2 separate regions of the Homo sapiens genome follow, and region 2 is linked to region 1. The links are chromatin contacts, found by Hi-C or POLR2A ChIA-PET in ENCODE. All regions are on one chromosome and are shown on one strand. The core of a region is the stretch at or near the end of the contact, and the rest is flanking DNA. Distances in the headings are between cores, read along the strand shown. Region 1 overlaps SRGAP3 (SLIT-ROBO Rho GTPase activating protein 3). Region 2 overlaps SRGAP3 (SLIT-ROBO Rho GTPase activating protein 3).

Evidence for each region. Hi-C counts contacts between places; a loop is a spot of excess contacts on that map. ChIA-PET counts read pairs that join two places held with the same protein, here RNA polymerase II (POLR2A). Pooled maps may share reads with other maps.
Region 2: a pooled map shows a loop between it and region 1 (2.6-fold over the local background). The contact joins two enhancer-like sites. A Hi-C loop is called at or near these places in 1 of 168 maps with a recorded cell type or tissue (Caco-2) and 3 of 50 pooled maps. POLR2A ChIA-PET finds 5 or more read pairs at or near these places in 3 of 52 experiments (AG04449, Panc1 and activated CD4-positive, alpha-beta T cell).

The regions. Positions count from the first base shown.
Region 1 is chr3:9,025,911-9,031,078 of GRCh38, forward strand. SRGAP3 (SLIT-ROBO Rho GTPase activating protein 3) reads right to left here. Exons shown (of 22, transcript NM_014850.4): 13 at 1,025-1,085. Among named protein-coding and RNA genes, the nearest start is that of RAD18, 65 kb to the left of the region's middle. Within about 2 kb of position 2,366, at least 8 of the 41 ENCODE cell types and tissues checked have a DNase peak (open chromatin) inside an H3K27ac peak, as active enhancers do.
Region 2 is chr3:9,066,096-9,071,019 of GRCh38, forward strand. The region is part of intron 4 of SRGAP3 (SLIT-ROBO Rho GTPase activating protein 3); the gene reads right to left. Among named protein-coding and RNA genes, the nearest start is that of RAD18, 110 kb to the left of the region's middle. Within about 2 kb of position 1,481, at least 3 of the 41 ENCODE cell types and tissues checked have a DNase peak (open chromatin) inside an H3K27ac peak, as active enhancers do.

The DNA of each region.
Region 1 (5,168 bases), core at 1,116-3,615:
TAGGAAGTATTTACTCTCAAAAGGCAGGCTTTGGTCAAAGTTTGGTTTGTATATAGTATATCCTCAATAAATGCTTCTTCATCTCTTTACTTAAACAATATTGAACTTCTGCCACCCAAGTCTCTGATCCCATCTTCCTGGCTCCTTACCACCCAGCCACACTGACCTTCCTCCCCATGCTAGGCCTTTCCACTCGCCATCCTCCATTCTCTCCACCTGGACTGCATAGCTGGCTGCTTCTACTCGGTATTACTTAGTTCAAACATCACCCCCTCGGAGAAATCTCTCCTCACCGCCTTAGCCAAAGCACCTCCTCTCCTTTCCAGCCATTCTCTATCCTCTTTAAATTAGTTTCATGGCATTTGCACTATCTCAAATGATATTATTTATTTTTCCACTTGATAATTTCCTTGCCCTTTTCATTGGAAGTGTAAGCTATGCAGGGCAGGCATTGCACCTGTCTTGTTCATGCCTGTATTCCCACTCTCCAAAGCAGTGCCTATTATGCACTCAATAAATATAGTTTTGGAGGAATGAACGAGTGGATAAGCACCAGTTATGTTCTGGTGACACCATGGTTAACAAATCCCAGACATCATTATTAGGTTGGTGCAAAAGTAATTGCGGTTTTTGCCATTCAAAAGTAATAGCAAAAGCCACAATTACTTTGGCATCAACCTAATACCTTCATGGAGCTTATAATCTAGCCGTATTAGCTGATTTACTGGCAAACTCCATTCAGTGCTCAAAGCACAGAGCTATAGGGTTGAGTTCTCTTGTCCATGCCCTTTCTACTCTCCAGTTTTCCTAGGTCTTGGATCCTCTCACCATGATCTCCATCCCTCAACACACAGGCTCAAAAGCAGCACTCAGAAGAGCAGCTGCTGTGTGCAGTACTTTCCCCCTCCAAAGCAGAGCTGTGACGGGAAGTCTTCCAGGACAAATTAGAATCTCATTTCCTATCAGAACAGCCTAGCACCTGTTCTGCAGATTGCTGAAAACACTGGCCCAAGATCCAGCTTACCATATAAATTGATGTAACGGATGCAGCTCTCGACTACAAGCGGTATAGCTTGTCCTGAATCCTTGAGAAAAGAAAAATTGTGAGTTTTATGGGGCTTGACAACCACCACAGGAAAAAGACATTGCAAACACCGATTACAGACTCAAGCCAGAATATTAGTACCATCAGATTAGTAGGAAAACAAGCAAGGAACTGCTAATCCTAAAGTCTCCACGGACAGTTACAATAGAGAGTCTTCAACTGTATGCACAAAAAGGCATAGCTATGATTATTTTAAAGAAATGCTCTTCTTCTTACCCAACTGGAAAGGAACCTGGGCTCAGGAGGCCTGGCAGGCCCACTTGGGCAGTGGAGAGGGAACCACCTCGGGGGGGTGCTGGAGTCTGGCCTTGAAGAGTTCTCTGCCTCCCCCTCCATTTTGTCCCAACTCAACACTATTTTCTCAGTGCTCAAGGATCAAGTCCTCATCCTATTACTGCAGTACCTGATGTCAGAATTAAGGGCACACCAGGGGGGAAGCAAGGCTGGCCCCTGGTGGAAATTTTGAGCTCTAAGAAAAGAAGACCAGTTCTACTCATGAAGTCACAAGTAAACACCCAGATGCATACTGCATTTAACAGTAAACATGTCACAGGGAAAAGCTCTAGAGGCAGCCGATGTCAGCCATTGGCCATCCAGGGGCCAACCTTACTCTAAAAGGCTGAAAAAGATGCAATTCTCAACACAGGCACCTGGGATGTGAATGTATTTTCAATGACATCTTCCTAGACTGGTCTACAGCCACAAATGATTATGGCGGAGGGGAAACATTTTCTTTTGGATTCCATTATTTGTTGACCTCTCTGTTATTCCAGGTCACTTAAAGAGCATCAAATTCTTTTAAACTTTCTTTAAAAGGGGCCAAATCAAAGGCCTAGCCTCCTCACAACGTGAGTAAACCATGAGGCACATGTAATATGCTCTTGTGAAGACAGCATGGATTTGGATATGTTCTTGGCTCCTCCACACCCCACCTGTGAATTCTTTCCTTGATTGACTGTGCCCAGGGACAGGACAAGAATATGGACCCATCAGCAACAGGCAAGGTGGGCTCTGTTCTGGAAGTCAGCACTAAAGACAGTTTCCATCACGGTGAATGGGGCTAATGGGCCTTTCTAGTAAATACCTGGTTCCTGGTTCGAGCATTTCTTCTTCCTCTGATAACAAAAAATAAACAGGCAGCAGAGCAGGAGAAAAAGAAAAGATTATGCAGGAATAAGATCAGTTAGAGTAAGCAGATCCTTCAGAGTCCGTGAACGCCGAAATGCAATGGCAGCCAGCCAAGGTCCTGGGGAGCCTGCCAAACAGCCGGCCTGTGGGGAGAGCCACCCTCAAGCCTGGAAGCTTCATGGGACTTCTGGAAGCCACCCAGCCAGCCTTCCCATGTGGCTGCCTTAGCTGCCCTCCCAGACACCAGCTGACATGGGGGCCTCTTTCAGTCCTTGTGAAAGAGCAGCAACTGTGTGGACTGGACCCATTCCCATCCCTGTACCTAGCTTCTCTTCAACAAAAGGGACTGTTTATGCACCCATGGACAAAAGCTACCTACGACCCCATAAGTTATTCCCAGCTGCCCACAAAAAGGAGAGAAATACACCTTTATGTCCACTGGAACAATGTCTCTGGAATTCAGCTCAAGAAACATTCTTGGTGAAAAGTTCAGTTCTAACAAGATCATGTCTACAAGGTACCCTCTGGATAGATGCCCATAGGTTTCCACCTGATGCCAAATTCCAAACAGCTTCCCATGTTTCCCTGCCGTACACCCTAAGTTGCTTTTCTTGGGTATCCACTTGGCTTTGCTCTCCTTCCTCCCCTCTTGACCCTTACACTGGCATTAAGGAATACAAAAGCTGAGGAAGGCCTGGAGGAGAAAGGGAAGTTGAGTCAGAATGCCTTCATGAGCTTGGGGGCAGAACTGGGGCCTTTACTTTCACTAAAAGCCACTGATGATGCCCATTTTCAGGGGAGCGCCATCGGCTCTTTCCACCTGTGCAGCAGGTCCATCTCTGGGGTGAGCACTTGTCCCATCCAGGCTCCTGGAGGATGTGTGCCTTCTAGCTAGAGTCATCTGTCCAGTTCTCAGCATCTCGACAGCTGGAATTGTCTGCTACCTGACATGCTGACTAAATCTACCAGAATCCCAGAACTGAGCAAACAGCCTGGTCGAACAGGCTGTATGAGCAATATGCTAACATTAATGCTAATAATCATAGGTAATACATAGTGCTTACTATGTGCCATCCAGTGCTCTAGAAACATAACATATAGTGGCTCATTTAATCTTCCTCACAAACTCATGAAGTAGGTAATTGTCATGCTTATTTTACAGAAACAAGAAGAGGATTCTCCCCTTGTCCCAGAGGTGAACCTCCTGGGCTTCAAAATTGGCTCTTATAAAAATGAGTTCTCCTTTTGCCTGAGAGGAGGAGGAAAAAACATCAAGGATTTTGAAAGGGGTTTGTTTATTCAGGTAGGGTCCAAGAAATGTATAAAACAAACTCCAGCAACATTTACTTATGATTATGAACCCAGGGGATGCTTCCTTGTCCCTCTAGACCACCATAATTGTGAAGTCCCAGTGATGTTATTTTATTAAAAAAACTTTTCACAGGTGTGGTTTTTCAAAGCTGGGGACTCTTAGTTCAATGTTCTTTCAGAAGGCATGTGAATTATAATAGAAAATTAAATTCCATTCTCAATAGTTGAAGGATTGAATACATTATACTGCCTTTTCATTCTCTGAAAGTTAATAATCTTTCACAGTAAAACTGTGCTGTAAAACATTGACCACTTAGCTCATAGTAGGTGCACAGTATGAGTTTATTGAACTGTGCTGATGGTATGTGATGAGTACAGTGTGACTATAAAGCAACGCAATAGTAAGGCCAAGTGCAGTGGCGCATGCCTGTAATCCCAGGACTTTGGGAGGCCCTTGGGAAGGATCCCTTGGGCCCAGGAGTTCAAGACCAGCCTGAACAACATGGTAAGATCCTGTCTCTACAAAAAAAAAAAAAATTATTTTTTAATCAGCCAAGCATGGTGGTGCATGCGTATAGCCCCAGCTACTCGGGAGGCTGAGGTGGGAGGATCACTTGAGCCCAAGAGGTCAAGGCTGCAGTGAGCCGTGATTGTGCCACTGTACTCCAGCCTGGGCGACACAGCAAGACTGCCTCAATAAATGAATGAATGAATGAATGAATGAATGAATGAATGAATGAAATAGTATTTAACAAACACACCTTTTTTCCCAGTCAAATGAGTATTATTCCTCCAACTTTTCCCCTTAGGAGGTGATGCACTTATTCCAACAGCGCTGCCACTGCTCAAGTGCTCTGGGCTGTCGCTGCTGGGGTGCTCTTTTCAGAGCCAGTGGAACAGCCCCACTGTAGCATATTCCTCTTGCCATTTTGCACCTCCAATGGCATCGCAAAGCTCAGCTTCAAACGGAGCTTTCTATTCCAAAGACAAGGTGTCCATTTGAATACATAGTCTTGGCCCCACTGGTAAAGGCCATGCTCCAGGCTCTAAAGAAGATTGACCAAAGCAGCTGCAGCAATGCCAACACATTCAGGTAAGAAGGTGGCTTCCCAAGGTGACTGTCTCAAAGGGGCAAACACTCATGTGGTTGACTAGGTTATGATGTGTTGGTCAGAAGGAATAAAGTCAGATAACTTTATAGTCACATCTTATATATAGGACCCCTCTATTACGAAAATACTTAACTCAACAGAATATCTACTTGTCAAGTACTGTCAGATAAGAGTTGATTCCTTCCAAGTATCCTGACTGATCACCCATTTCCAAAGACCTAAGCAAACTGAGGATGTCCCTGTCTCTGAGCCTTCATTCCTTCTGTTCTTCCTTTCAATAATTCCTTCTGTCCTTTCATTCTCCTCTGTATTCCCATCTTTCTCTCAAAGCCCCTCCAGAAGCCTACTGTGCTTGAGCTCATAGCTCTTCTTGCTCTGAACTTCTTTTTTTTTGTTGTTTATTTTTGAGACAGGATCTTGCTCTGTCACCGAGGCTGGAGTGGCATGACTGTAGATCACTGCAGCCTTGATCTACCAGGCTCAAGCCATCCTCCCACCTCAGCCTCCCAAAG
Region 2 (4,924 bases), core at 231-2,730, 39 kb after region 1:
GCCCTTAATGAATTTTTTTAATTCATTACCATTTTCTGAGCAGGCATACTTTTAGTAGCCTGAACACTGGCTGGGCTGCTCCATACCAACAGCATTTTTACTGGTCCCCAACCAGAAATGTACTTTTCTTCTGCAATGCCAAGTGTATGATCATCTTTCTATGCTAAGAAACAAAGAAACTTCTGGAATCCATGGCTCCTGGGCCTTGTTCATTCTCTTCTGTGGCTTGGATTACTGTAACAGCTAACAGAGCCAAGGCTTCCCCCAGGAATGAAACGTGCTCCTATCTAACCAAGCCCTGTAAGTCAGAGAACTCAGAATGAATTCCTGGCCAACCCTAAAATCTTATTCCTTGTCATTTGAAGTGCTGTGAAGTGCGTTTATTAGAATGAGGAATTCTGTGACTTTATTTTTTCTTTTTGAGACAGAGTTTCACTCTTGTTGCCCAGGCTGGAGTGCAGTAGCATGATCTTGGCTCACTGCAACCTCCACCTCCTGGGTTCAAGTGATTCTCCTGCCTCAGCCTCCTGAGTAGCTGAGATTACAGGCACCCGCCACAATGCCCGGCTAATGTTTATATTTTAGTAGAGATGGGGTTTCACCGTGTTGGTCAATCTGGTCTTGATCTCCTGACCTCAGGTGATCCTCCCGCCTTGACCTCCCAAAGTGTTAAGATTACAGGCGTGAGCCACCACGCCCAGGCTCTGTGACTTTTATCATTAAATCACAGCATTGATTCATTGTTCAGAAAGTTGCCTTTGCCACTGGCCAGGAGTCAATGTGGCAACATATATTGTAGATCATGGAAGGTAAGAATATGGACAAGTGTCTGGGCTGAATCCTGATGGTCCCACTCCTTAGCTGTGTGACCTTGGACAAGTCACACAACCTCTCTGACCTCTGCTTCCTCGTCTGTAAAAATGGGATAAAAATTTACTTCCTATGCTTGTTATGAGCACTAAATGAGTTAATTTCTGTAAAGTGCTGAGAACAATACCTTCCACATAGTAAGAGCCATGGAGGTATCTATCAGATGCTACCACCACCACCACCACCATCATCATCATTATTATCCCTGATTTGGGCTCAGGGTTTAAGAACCTGAAACATGCTCACTTGGAAATGCTTACAAGCTCTGGAGAACATTAACTAATGTGAAAAAAAATATATTTTTATGCCATGTTTCTCCCTTCTTCCTTCATCCTAAAAATCCCCCAAACTTGGAAAACAATACATGGATTTAAAATGCAGTCAACTTTTCTTCATGGGTCTTGGTGGAAAGACGGCTTCTCTGCGTTCCGTCCATTTTTGCTCATTTGCGATCTCCCTAAGACTCCAAAAAACCCCCTTCTTGCTGATTTCATCCTCTGTGTATGCCAGTTCCACCAAGATCACATCCAAATAACTCAATGGACCAGAATATGTGCCATATTGATGCGTTCTCGACATCTAGTGGCCAAAAGGGGTGACTGCAGACTTGCAGATAATCAAAGCAGGCGCCTATTTTGATGATCTTCATGCCTTGGTTAAAAGGACACTGGGGCCTGTCAGGGGAGGCGGCGGGAGGGAGAGCATCAGGATAAATAGCTAACGCATGTGGGGCTTAATGCCTAGGTGATGGGCCTATAGGTGCAGCAAACCACGATGGCACACGTTTACCTATGTAACAAACCTGCGTGTCCTGCACATGTATCCTGGAACTTAAAATAAAAATAAAATAAATGAGTCCATTGAGTTATTTGGATATGGTCTTGGTGGAACTGGCATACAGAGAGGATGAAATCAGCAAGAAGGGGGTTTCTAGGAGTTTTAGGGAGATTACAAATGAGCAAAAATGGATGGAATGTAAAGAAGAAATAAAATAAAATAGGTGTGGCTAAAGTGTGAGAACGCCTGCTGCGGCTGTCTCCAGGACCCCACCTTCCCCCTTCTCGACATGTCCCTCCACATCCACAGACAACCCTGGGTTCTTTGCCTCACCACCATATTGCTGGTGTTTTTCATGTCTGGATCCCATCCCCGTCTGCGTTCAATGATTCCTGCTACATCTCCTTTTTCTATTTTGGCTTCTGAGTCTGCTTGCCTCGCCACGAATCTGTCATCTGTGCTGGGTAGTTCAGGGGAAAAGAGAGCCTTTCTATTTACAGCTAGATCTTCCTGTCCAATCACCATGCATCCATCCACTCTCTCAAGGTCAACAGCCCAGCTGGGTGTTCTCAATTCCCACATATCCTTTGCCTAGTTTTCTTTTTTTATTTTCTCTCCCTTTACATCATTTTCTACTCTTCTTGAGCCACAGAGTACTCTTCCTGCCCTCCGACAGGCCAAACTTCCCAGACAGCCTCTAAACTTCATTCCAAAAATCCCATGCTTGGAGAAGACAACCCAAGTACCCTGGGGCCAAACTCCCTGTGATCTACTCGATTCCTGATTCCAAGAATAACAGTGAACTCCACTGCCGAGGGTGACTTATGACAGACAGCTGCCACCAAAGAGTTCACCTGGAAGTTTCTCCAAAATGACTCTATTTGTACCCAGAATCCTCTAGATGTTTCTTTTATTTAATTACCTGATACATGGGCTTCAGCATGAATGGTCCTTAGCTCAATAGACTAGAACAGTTAGCTCAATATTGCTAGTCCAGGATGCATTAAATAATATTTAACCTTATCTATTGCTTCAAAGTTTGCAAACCTCCTTCCAGGAGCCCTTCTAGTAAAGGAGCATTTCAATGAGTCCTTTCCCTAATCCTGGGAGGTAGTGTGATGACAGTAACAACAATGATAGCAGCTAGCATCTATTGAGCACTTACTACTTGCCAGGCCTTGCTTTATGCACTTTACCTATATTAACTCATTTATTTCTCAAAAAAACCCTATGAGATAGGCATCCTATGATCCCTGCTTTACAGATGAGAAAACCATGGCCCAGAATAGGTCAGTAAGTTTCTCTAGGTGAAAAGCTGGTAAGTGGAGTCAGGGTTCAAAGCCAAGGTGGCTGACCCCAGAGCCTGGGCCTACTGAACACATGGTTGTTTTGCTTTCCTTGTACCCCTTTCTCAACTGTAAAACAGGGGTGAAAGGCTCCTCCAGCCCACTGGAATTCGGGAGACTTGGTTTTGAGACTCAGCCCTCCCACTACTTGCTGGGTAGCTGTGGAGAGGTGTGTCCTCTCCGTGTCCGCCTGGTGAAGATCAGAAGGGGGTAGATGGGGAAAGTGCTGTCAACTGCAAATTATCAAGTGACCAACTGCCAGCAGCAGTGTGCCCAGGGCTGGGAAGGGGCAGAGGTGGATGCAGGAGCTCAGCTGAGGCCAAGTTCCTGAACTGGGGATGTCTGAAGGGCCCCTCAGAGGTACCCATCCACTTGATGCCAGGGAAGGGATTCACTTTCCAGCCCTCCAGACTCTATTCAGGGAGTCTAGGGAAGGACTTCGTAGGGATGTGTCAGTTAAGACCACTGTTCTTGGACCAAGTTCAGTTGCATGTGTTCTCAGAATAAAAGGTCCTCCATAAATCTTGGTGTCCTAGCCCCTCACTTGAGGAGATGGAGGCTCAAAAGTAGCAAGAGCGGGCTGGGCGCGGTGGCTCATGCCTGTAATCCCAGCCCTTTGGGAGGCCAAGGCGGGCAGATCACAAGATCAGGAGTTTGAGACCAGCCTGGCCAACATAGTGAAACCCTGTCTCTACTAAAAATACAAAAATCAGCCAGGCGTGGTGGTGGGCCCCTGTACTCCTAGCTACTCAGGAGGCTGAGGCAGGAGAATAGCTTGAACCCAGGAGGCAGAGGTTGCAGTGAGCCGAGATTGTGCCACTGCACTCCAGCCTGGGCGACAGAGCGAGACTCCATCTCAAAAAAAAAGAAAGAAAGAAAGAAAAGAAATAGCAAGAGTGCTGTCCAATGTCACACAAAAAGCCAGGCAGAGCTGGGACTGCAGGCCAGGTCTGTTTACCGCTAAGCATTGCCTCTTCTGGTCATCACACTGCCTTTTGCTTTGCACACATTGCCTTTTGCCTCTTCCCTGATCCTCAGATTCTGAAAACAGCAAAGTGTTATCTGTACCATCTTTCAGCCCCTCATTTAAATGCAAAAGAAGGCAAACAGAATCTGGAAGTTGACAGCATCCATAAAGGGACACCTGAAGCAGGATAAGGATCAGTTGTTAGAAAACAGCTTCTCAATGATGCAGTCCCTGTGTGCTTCCTCCACCCTGCAGACAGGGCTGTCCCTGGGCACAGTGGCTCACTGCTTCCAGCATTTGTGTATGGGTGAAACCCTAGGCCAGTGCATGACTGAGACCTCCTTGAAGGAAAAGAGAAGCAAAGTCCTGAGGCCAGGGTCTTGTTCGTGATAGTATTCTCTGTACCAGAGCAGAGCCTGGTACCCAGCAAGTATCAACACATATTTGCATGAATGAATGACTGGCTGGGCTGGCTGGATCAACAGATCAAAAGATCAGTGGATCAGTGAATATGGCTGAATGGATGGGTAGATGGATGGATGGACAGATGAACAGATGGGTGGGTGGGTGGATAAATGCAGGGATGGGTAGATAGATGGGAGAAAGGAAGAGAAGAAGGCAGGGAGAGAGGGTAAAATGAGGGAGGTACAGTTCTATTGCCTGTGTTCTGCTGAGCATACTTGGAAGTAGGGAGATTGCTGTACCATCAATCATTAAATATTTATTGAGCAGTTCATTATGTGCCAGGTACTATGCTAGGCAATACTACAGTGTGGAAGACATGCAGGTCGCCGCCCTCATAGGATCCAAACTGTAGTAGAGATACAGGCAATTACACAAGTGATGATCACATGGTGGGATAAGTACAATGATGAAGGACGTACTAGGCACCATAGGAAGGCTTCCCGGAGGAAGTGACATCTAAACTGAACACTGCAGGAAGAGTAGCTGTTAGCTGGGTGAG